Regions from separate parts of the Homo sapiens genome. Here region 2 is linked to region 1. The links are chromatin contacts, found by Hi-C or POLR2A ChIA-PET in ENCODE. All regions are on one chromosome and are shown on one strand. The core of a region is the stretch at or near the end of the contact, and the rest is flanking DNA. Distances in the headings are between cores, read along the strand shown.

Region 1 (4,657 bases), core at 1,486-3,985:
GGGTTGGAAAAAATGTATAATATTAACATTAATAGTAATCTTTCTTGTTACAGGATTTCTTTTCATTTCTTTGCCAAGAAATGCACTGTATAGGAACCACAGTTTCTCTCTTTGTAGTTTTAAGGAAGAAATTGTACTAAATTTTCTTATATATATGTTTTTTCACACTGAAGCTAAAAGTTCAATTGCCTGCCTCAAAAGCATGGACAACAAAAGCAAAAATAGACAAATGGGATTATGTCAAGCTAAAAAGCTTCTGCACTGCAAGGGAAACAGTCAACAGAGTGAAGAGACAACCTACAGAATGGGAGAAAATATTTGTAAACTATACATCTGATAAATAGTTAATACCTCAAAAACATCAGGAACTCCAACAACTCAATGGCAAGAAAGCAAGTAACTTGGTTGAAAAATGGGTGAAAGACCTGACATTTTTCAAAGAAAACATGCAAATGGCCAACAGGTCTATGAAAAAATGCTCAGCATCACTCATCATCAGAGAAATGCAAATTAAAACCACAGTAAGATAGTATCCCACTCCTGGTAGTATGGCTGTTTTCAAAAGACAGAAGATCAGTGTTGGTAAGGATGTGGAGAAAGGAAAACCCTTATACACTGTTAGTGGAAATATGAACTATTTATAGCCATTATGGAAAACACTATGGAGGTTCCTCAAAAAAAATTAAAAATAGAACCACCATATAATCCAGCAATCCCATTACTGAGTAAAGAAAATGAGATGTTTGCATACCCATGTTTATTGCAGTGCTATTTACAATAGCCAAGATAAGGAATCAACCTAAGCGTCTATCAAAATATGAATGAATAAAGAAAACGTGGTATATATGTACACAATGAAATTCTATTCAGCCTTAAAAAATAAGGAAATCCTGTCATTTTCTACAACATGGATGAACCTGGAGGACATTGTGTTAAGTGAAATAAACAAGACACAGGAAGACAAATACTGTGTAATTTCACTCATATATGGGAGCTGAAAAAGTTGATCTCATGGAAGTAGAGAGTAGAATGGTTACCAAAGGCTGGGATGTTTAATGGGGAGGGGAAGCCTGGGGAGATGTTGGTGAAAGTAAATAATTATTTAGGAGAAATACGTTCAAGGATCTATTGTACAGCATGGTGACCACAGTTAACGAGGATATATAGTATTCCTGAAAAATTCAAGGAGTGGATGTTAAGTGTTCTCATCACAACAATGATGGCTATGTGTGGTAATGCACTTGTTAGTAGAATTAACCATTCCACAGTGTATATCTACTTCAGAATATCGTGTTGTACATGATAAATACATACAGTTTTATCCATTAATTTAAAAAGTTTGGCCGGGCACAGTGGCTCACGCCTGTAATCCCAGCACTTTTGGAGGCCAATGTATGAGAATTGTTTGAGCCCAGGAGTTTGAGACCAGACTAAGCAACACAGTGAGACCCCGTCTCTACAAGAAATAAAAATTAGCCAGGTGTGGTGGCACATGCCTGTGGTCCCAGTTACTTGGGAGACTGAAGTGGGAGGATCACTTGAGCCCAGGAGTTGAAGGTTGCAGTAAACTGAGATCATAGCACTGCATTCCAGCCTTGGGTGACAGAGCAAGACCCTGTCTCAAAAAACAACAAAAACAAAAGTTCAGTTTCCTGGAAATGCATCATTTCCAATAGATATAACCATAGTTCTGAACAAAGCATGAACACCTGCCACATCTTTTATTGGTATTTGCCCAATTCAGCATTATCTTGGCTAGTATATTCATTGGCCCCAGAAAGCTACAATCTTCCAGGTATCCACATAGCTCAGTCTCTTACCACTCTCCTCTCTCATGTTCTCAAGGTAAGGCCTTCTGTGACTACTCTGTTTACAATTTAACAGCCACCCCCGCACACCCTTTGCTCTTGCTCTATTTTTTCTCCCTAGTTCTTATCGGCGTCTATCATAGGAAATGTTTTGTTTTTGTTGTTGATCGTGTCCCCCATCACTAAATTAGAAGCTCCAGAAAGGCAGTAATTTTTGCCTTGTTAATTTATAACCAGGCAGTACATTAATAACTTATAAATTATAATGAATACTTTTTTCATTTATTGCTACATTTTCACAGTGCCTGGCACATATTAGGTGCCAAATAAGTACTTGTTAGTTGACTGAATTAGTTACAGTAGGCCTGATGAATTATAGTGATTTGGCAGATGTTCAAGAAAACCAGGATGCACGAATTAATCCCCATCTGACCTCTGTTTGGCTTGTTCTAAATCTTTCTTCTCCTGCCTCCAGCCTACCTTTACTGAAAATACCCTTCTAAAACATTTTCTCCTCAATTCTCAGATTAAGCCAATCCCTGGCCGTATTTCCTCTTGCCCAGTAACTTCATCCAGGGATCCTTCCATTTCTACCCTCCCAAGACCACCTCCATACACCGGCCCCTCTCCCAGTAGGTAGGGTCCTGAGTTTTCAGGCAGCGTGTCTGGAGGAAGCATTAAGTGTAGAGGGGTAGGTGAAGGAGCCTGTGGGCCAGGAGGAGTGTGTCTAGGATACATACATGGGTGGCAGAGGGAAAGAGGAAGGTTGGGAGGGGGAAGGAGGAGGAGAGCTCAGGTGGGTCAGGGAAGGGGAAGCGGGTGAAACAGGTGATCATAAACAGGAAGCAGTACTAAGAAAAAGACAAGAGCTCTGATTGAGCCAATACCAGGAGGGGAGTGCTCCTTGCCCTGAACAGAAACTTTGGTGAAGGCTTCTCACAGATTTGGCCTCTGCCTGGGCTGGCCTGTGCCTAAAAGCGCAGGCATTATAGGTAGTCTTTGAAGGCTGACTGCTATTCCAGCCTTTATCTGTGGGTCCTTGAGATGTATGTAAACAACCTGAACCTCTGATTGGAGGGGCGGCTTTCAACAGTGTGGTATGTCAGTGCGAGGCAACTGGGTTCTACGGTGCGGATAACTGCTGTCTCCAGGTCTAGTATCATCTAAATAGTTTTGCTTCAAGCAGTCTCATTATTGCCATCACTTGTCAGAATATGTGTCCTCAATTTTTGGGTAAGGAAATATGATCAGACATTAATAGGCAGCTAAAAAGCACATTAAGTTTGTAGTTTTACTTTGTTTTATACTTTTATAAATAAAAGTACATATTATAAAGTATATATTATACTTTTAAGTTCTGGGGTACATGTGCAGAACATGCAGGTTTGTTTCATAGGTATACACATGCCATGGTGGTTTGCCGCACCAAGTTCTTAGCTTTCTTGATTTTGGTGAGGGTGGTTTTTTGTGTTTGTTTTTATTTTTTTAATTGAATATATTTGCCAAATACCAGAGCTCAGAATTTCTATCAAGTTTATCTTAACCCACAGCTTATGAGATAAAGTTGCTTTAATCTGTGTAGCATTGAGGCAGTCAAAGTCTAAGGAGTTCTTGTTTGCTTGCAGATATGATAGTCTCCTTTTTTCCCTTTTGATTGGTTTTTTTCCTGTTATTGAAAGCCTGTGTTTAGGGCTCTATTGAAAGGCATTTCGGTATATCTTGTTGCCTGTTTCTTCAGTTTTGTTGGAGGGAAAAAATTTAAGTCAGGCTTGTAGTTTAATAAAAGTAAACTTCTCACCTGATTATATCCTTTCCATAAACTGAGAATTTGAACTTGAGCTCTAGCCCAACCAAATAAAACTAAATCCCTCTCCTCACTCAACAGGCCTGTTAAGCACCCCATAGCTATGGGATCCTTTTCCTTTCCCTGATAATTTCTCTTTGTAAAAGAAAATGTTTAAAATGGAGTTGTGCCTCTCTGAGTGGGACCCCCCGCTTCCTCCTGGAGCCCCATCCCCTGCTGTGGGCCTTGATGCAGGCCTTGGGAGTGGGTGTTTTAGGGCAGCAGTAGCAGTAGCAGATGAAACTATTGCTGCCAGCAGAAAATAACCCATGGGTAGAAAGAAAAAAATTGTGTGTGTGAGCGATTATCACTTTTTTTCTGAGTGGGATATAGTCAGTGTCAGTATGACTGACCTAGAACCCAGGATCATGTTTGGGAAGTTGAAGAGAAAAATCATCTGGGAAGCAGAAGAAGATCCTTAATATAATCACGTAAAAATAATCTTAAAAAAAGGATTCTCTGGCTAGGCACAAATTTTGAAGTGTACAAGTAATAAAAATCGAAACAAAACATTTTCCTTTTAAGTAATTAATGGCAAATACTGGTTTTATACAGACTTTATGTTGTTCTCTTAGTTGAAACAGGCCCTACCTGTTCACTTTAACATAAAAATAGACTTACAGTTCTTAAACATAACTTATTCAGTAGCATACTTCATTGATACACCGTATTTGTGCAGAGTTGGATATAGAGTGAATTTCAAGAAATAAAACTCCAGTGATTTCTGTTATAGTCATAAATACATTTCCATAAGTAACCAAATGGAATCTAAATAAAAATAAATTACATATAAAAACAGACAAAATTGTATATTAAAGGGGGAAAGTTGTTATACAACTTGTGTTAAATATTATAAAATATAAAACATAAATCATTTGCTGAAAGGTAAAAATATACCAGAAATGGTATTTCTTTAGGAGATTTGCTGATTTTCTTCCATGATCTGTAGTCATTTTGTTATACTAAGATGTTGACTCAGTTTATCTTTATTCCTAGATAGTCTTTT
Region 2 (4,657 bases), core at 1,455-3,954, 41 kb after region 1:
ACTTTTAATTTAACATATCTGTAGTACCATTGGTGGAAAGGAGAAAAATGTAGTACCGTTGGTGGAAAGGACTATTGGTGAGAAAGTCCTCAAAGGCTGATTTAACTCCAGTGACCCACTTCTGTTCTTACATGAGTGATCCTGAATCAGTTTCTGCACCCTGTTGTTGATCAGATAGTACTAGATAAACTCACCTTGGGTTCACACATAGAAAAACAAATGTAACCTTTGCTACATGTACAAAAGTTTAAAGGTTGTAGTAAATACCATTAAGATCTACGTAGCCTGATTGTTAACCTAACAGAAGCATGAGACCATCAGAAGACTTGGGCTCTGGCATAGCTGAAGGGTGTTGGCCAATCTAAGAAATCCACCTAGTTCCAAAAGCTGTTTATTGACATTGTCATCTCAGAGATAAGAGATGGTTGCATACACAATCTGGATTTATGCTGTCCACTTTTTTGTTTGTGTGTTTGTTTGAGATGGAGTTTTGCTCTTGTTGCCCAGGCTGGAGTGCAATGGCGCGATCTCAGCTCACCACAACCTCTGCCTCCTGAGTTCAAGCGATTCTTCTGCCTCAACTTTCCCGAGTAGCTGGGATTACAGACATGTGCCACCACACCTGGATAATTTTGTAGTTTTAGTAGAGTTGGGGTTTCTCCATGTTGGTCAGGCTGGTTTCAAACTCCCGACCTCAGGTGATCCTCCTGCCTCGGCCATCCCAAAGTGCTGGGATTACAGGCATGAGTCACTGCGCCCGGCTGCTGTTCACCTTTTATGTAAAATAAAGTATATTTATTGTGCCAAATGTAGTAAATGAAGAGATTAGGGAACTGGCATGTTTCAGAAGGGTAATATAGGAAGAAAATTGCCCATTTTCTTTCAGGTAGTTGGAAAAGATTTGTAGAAAAGGTAGTATTCCAAGAGAAGGAAGAAATGACCAAGATTGCTTAGACTAAGATAATTATTCCAGGCTTGGAACGTCTCCTGAGAGGCAGCAGGGGGATGACTAAATGAAGCGGGTTTGTGTGGGCTTGCCTGCTAAATGGTGGATGGATGTCAGTTGAACAGATTGTTTTGAGTGCAATTCTATAGCTGGGCTGAAGGTGCAAAAACAAGACGCGGTCCAAGATCTTACTCATTACTTCATTACATAACAGGGGAGATGAGAATTATCTGTTAATGGTAACACACTATGGTAGGTGCTTAATTAATGGTGTGAACAAAGTACTTTGGAAGGACAGAGAACTGAATGGTTAATTATGCATGAGTGGGAAAGAGTTCACAGATGAGGTTAAAGTAGGAAAAGTGGGAAGAGTGTCTTCTGGAAGAAGGACAGGGCCTTCTAAGCACAGGAATCGTGTGAACAGAGGGTGGGTATACATTTGACGTTGGGGGTGCTATATGGGACAGGAGCAGGAAATGAGACTCAAGGAAATGAAAAGAATGTGGATAAAGCACCCAGCTTGGGGTTAATCATAACAAAGATTCCTCTAGTTGTTCAGAACATGGTTTGGAGAGAAAACCACTGCAAACTTCAAGAGCTCCTGGTGGCTTTTTTGGTTATCTTGGCTACTGAGCAGTGAATGGGTATAGAGAGGAGAGAGGATCAATGGAAGAGGTTATTCCAAAAGGATTTGGCAGCCATTTGGATGAGGGTCATGGGGAAGAGAAAGGAGCCCCATTTTATTCTCGAGCTTAGTTGGCTGGGTCGATGTTATTACCCTAAACCAATTTGGGGATTACAGAGAGGAGGCAGGAGTTGGGGGCAGAAAAGGGAAAAAGAGAATATGTTTAGTTTCTGACATTTTGAATGTGAAGGGCCTGTGGAACATCCTGATAGTCAGTAGGTAGTTGGAGATACGGGTTGGAAATTTAAGAGGACACACACACACACGCCATCAGCATGTAGAACTGGTAATTAAGACTACAGAAGTAAGTGCAGCCTTCAAAGAGAGTATTTAGAGTGAGAAGAATGACTAGAATTGTATCTTAGAGAACCAGCGTGTTCCGTGTGGGAAGAAAATGTTGTGTGTCCATATATTCTAAAATCATATAAACTGTTGTTTTCTTTTGTATTCTTTGTTCCACTTCTCTCTCTAGTAATGAAGATAATAGAGACTTGACTATATGAATGATGTGTGGGCTTCAAGCATACTATTTTAAATAGCGTTTGTTGTCCTTAAATTTTTTTTTTTCTTTAAACTTGTCTCTAGATGTCATTTTGCTAGGTTTTTGGACTTCACTGATCTGAATGAATTATATTTCAAGGAAACTGGGCATTTTTATCATCACATTAAACTTCACTCTTTCAGAATGATCATGTTTACTATATTATTAGTCACTTTAACTGCTACTCTTTCTCTCCATAGGAGCTGATGCAGCAGAATGGGATTGGTTATGTGTTAAATGCCAGCAATACCTGTCCAAAGCCTGACTTTATCCCCGAGTCTCATTTCCTGCGTGTGCCTGTGAATGACAGCTTTTGTGAGAAAATTTTGCCGTGGTTGGACAAATCAGTAGATTTCATTGGTAAGTAGCTCAAATAATATTGCAGGTCCTGTGGGTGATCGTCTCATGTGTAGGTGAACCCCCTCAGCCCCCCATTTTTTCTTTAGAGAAAAGGAGCCTATTTCAGAGATTTCAAAAGTCTGAAAACAGCACGTGGTGCAGCTTACTCATCTGGTGGTCAAGGTGACGTGTGTGTCACACTGTCCCTAAGGACTGGCCTTGTGACATTCTAGCTAACATTTAACACCACCAAGGTTAAGCTTCACAGGATCTGTAATTATGTATTTGCAGGTGTTTGAAAATCAGTTAAGCTTTTAGGGTTAAATTCTTCCCCCAACTTTTTCAAATCCTATACAAGCCTTTGGGAAACTTTGGTAATATTCCCTGTTGCCTTGTTGCTGTGTTTTTTACAGAGAAAAGTCAAATCTTTTGAAAACAAATCCCATTACATTTAAGTCTTTATGTCAGTGTTTCTGAGCCGGGGTCCACATGCCAATAATTTCAGGTAGTGTTTGATCTAACAGAATTTTCACACACACACACACACACACACACACACACACACACTCTCATTTGGTTATTTTCCTGGCAATGGTCTTGACGGGATCTCATCTGTGCCATACTTTGTTGTGCTTCCTGGGCTTGTTCAATTCTGGAGCTTCTCTGGCCCCTGGGTACTTACTGCTGAGGCATTTTGGTGCCACAGGATCAGATCTGCTGGGTGGTAACTTGGTGATGTGTATTTGGAATGTGGCTTTAGTGGACAGTGGCTGAGCAGAGGAGAAACACTGCTAGCTCCTGAGCAACATACCACAGTGACTCTTGATGTTCCATGTAAGGAATTTTTTTTCCCCCAGTTACATAAGTTGGAGCACCCTAATCCATAATTACTCTGAATTGGTTACCATTACCATAATTAAAAATAAAAGAACTAGTTCTTTCAAAAAAGTGGAATTGGCCAGGCGCGGTGGGTCACGCCTGTAATCCCAGCACTTTGGGAGGCCTAGGCGGGTGGATCATGAGGTCAGGAGATTGAGACCATCCTGGCTAACACAGTGAAAACCCATCTCTACTAAAAATACAAAAAATTAGCTGGGCGAGGTGACAGGAACCTGTAGTCCCAGCTGCTCGGGAGGCTGAGGCAGGAGAATGGCATGAACCCGGGAGGCAGAGCTTGCAGTGAGCCAAGATTGCACCATTGCACTCCAGCCTAGGCAGCAGAGTGAGACTCTGTCTCCAAAAAAAAAAAAAAAAAAAAAAAAGTGGAATTGGCCAGGCACAGGGGCTTATGCCTTAATCCCAGCACTTTAACAAGCCGAGGCAAGCAATCACTTGAACCCAGGAGTTCGAGACCAGCTTGGGCAACATAGCAAAACCTTGTCTCTACCAGTGCACCTGTGGTCCCGCCTACTCGGGAGGCTGAGGTGGGAGGATTGCTTGAGCCAGGAGGCGGAGGTTGCAGTGAGCTGAGATTGTGCCACTGAACTCCAGCCTGGGCAGTAGAGCCAGACCCTGTCTCAAAAACAAAAAGTGGAATTATGTATATTAAGCCCCATATTATAATTTTCACCTGTGAGGGGAATATTCTATTTAATGCTTTTGGAACTTTAAGTAATTCCAAAACACTTGCCTTTTTTTCAAGATTTCCAGGTTGCTGAGGGTTTCATCTTCAATTAGGATTCATTCTGTGAAACATCTGAAGATAAATGACTTAGTTCATATTAAAGTAATCACAAACAAATGGCCAGGTAGCTCACGCCTGTAATCCCAGCACTTTGGGAGGCCGAGGCTGGCAGATCACCTGAGGTCAGGAGTTCGAGACCAGCCTGGCCAACATATAGTGAAACCCCACCTCTACTAAAAATACAAAAATTAGCTGGGCGTAGTGGCACATGCCTGTAGTCCCAGCTACTTGGGAAGCTGAGGCAGGAGAATTGCTTGAATCCAGGAGGCGGAGGTTGCAGTGAGCCAAGATCGCGCCACTGCACTCCAGCCTGGGTAACAGAGTGAAACTCTATCTCAAAAAAAAAAAAAAAAATCACAAACAAACCCCCACAAGTTAACACACACCCTCCCATTGTACTTCTAAAAAACATTCAGCAAATCATTGTTTTTGTCTCTTTAAAAAATAACAATTGGCTGGGCA

The links. Hi-C counts contacts between places; a loop is a spot of excess contacts on that map. ChIA-PET counts read pairs that join two places held with the same protein, here RNA polymerase II (POLR2A). Pooled maps may share reads with other maps.
Region 2: a map of naive thymus-derived CD4-positive, alpha-beta T cell shows a loop between it and region 1 (2.2-fold over the local background). The contact joins two enhancer-like sites. A Hi-C loop is called at or near these places in 4 of 168 maps with a recorded cell type or tissue (dorsolateral prefrontal cortex, naive thymus-derived CD4-positive, alpha-beta T cell and posterior cingulate gyrus) and 3 of 50 pooled maps. POLR2A ChIA-PET finds 5 or more read pairs at or near these places in 11 of 52 experiments (CD4-positive, alpha-beta T cell, CD4-positive, alpha-beta memory T cell, H1 and 7 more).

Annotation. Positions count from the first base shown.
Region 1 is chr12:12,526,094-12,530,750 of GRCh38, reverse strand. All of the region lies in intron 1 of DUSP16 (dual specificity phosphatase 16), which reads left to right. Among named protein-coding and RNA genes, the nearest start is that of DUSP16, 34 kb to the left of the region's middle. Within about 2 kb of position 2,735, at least 3 of the 41 ENCODE cell types and tissues checked have a DNase peak (open chromatin) inside an H3K27ac peak, as active enhancers do.
Region 2 is chr12:12,484,903-12,489,559 of GRCh38, reverse strand. It overlaps DUSP16 (dual specificity phosphatase 16), which reads left to right. Exons shown (of 7, transcript NM_030640.3): 5 at 2,373-2,532. Among named protein-coding and RNA genes, the nearest start is that of DUSP16, 76 kb to the left of the region's middle. Within about 2 kb of position 2,704, at least 3 of the 41 ENCODE cell types and tissues checked have a DNase peak (open chromatin) inside an H3K27ac peak, as active enhancers do.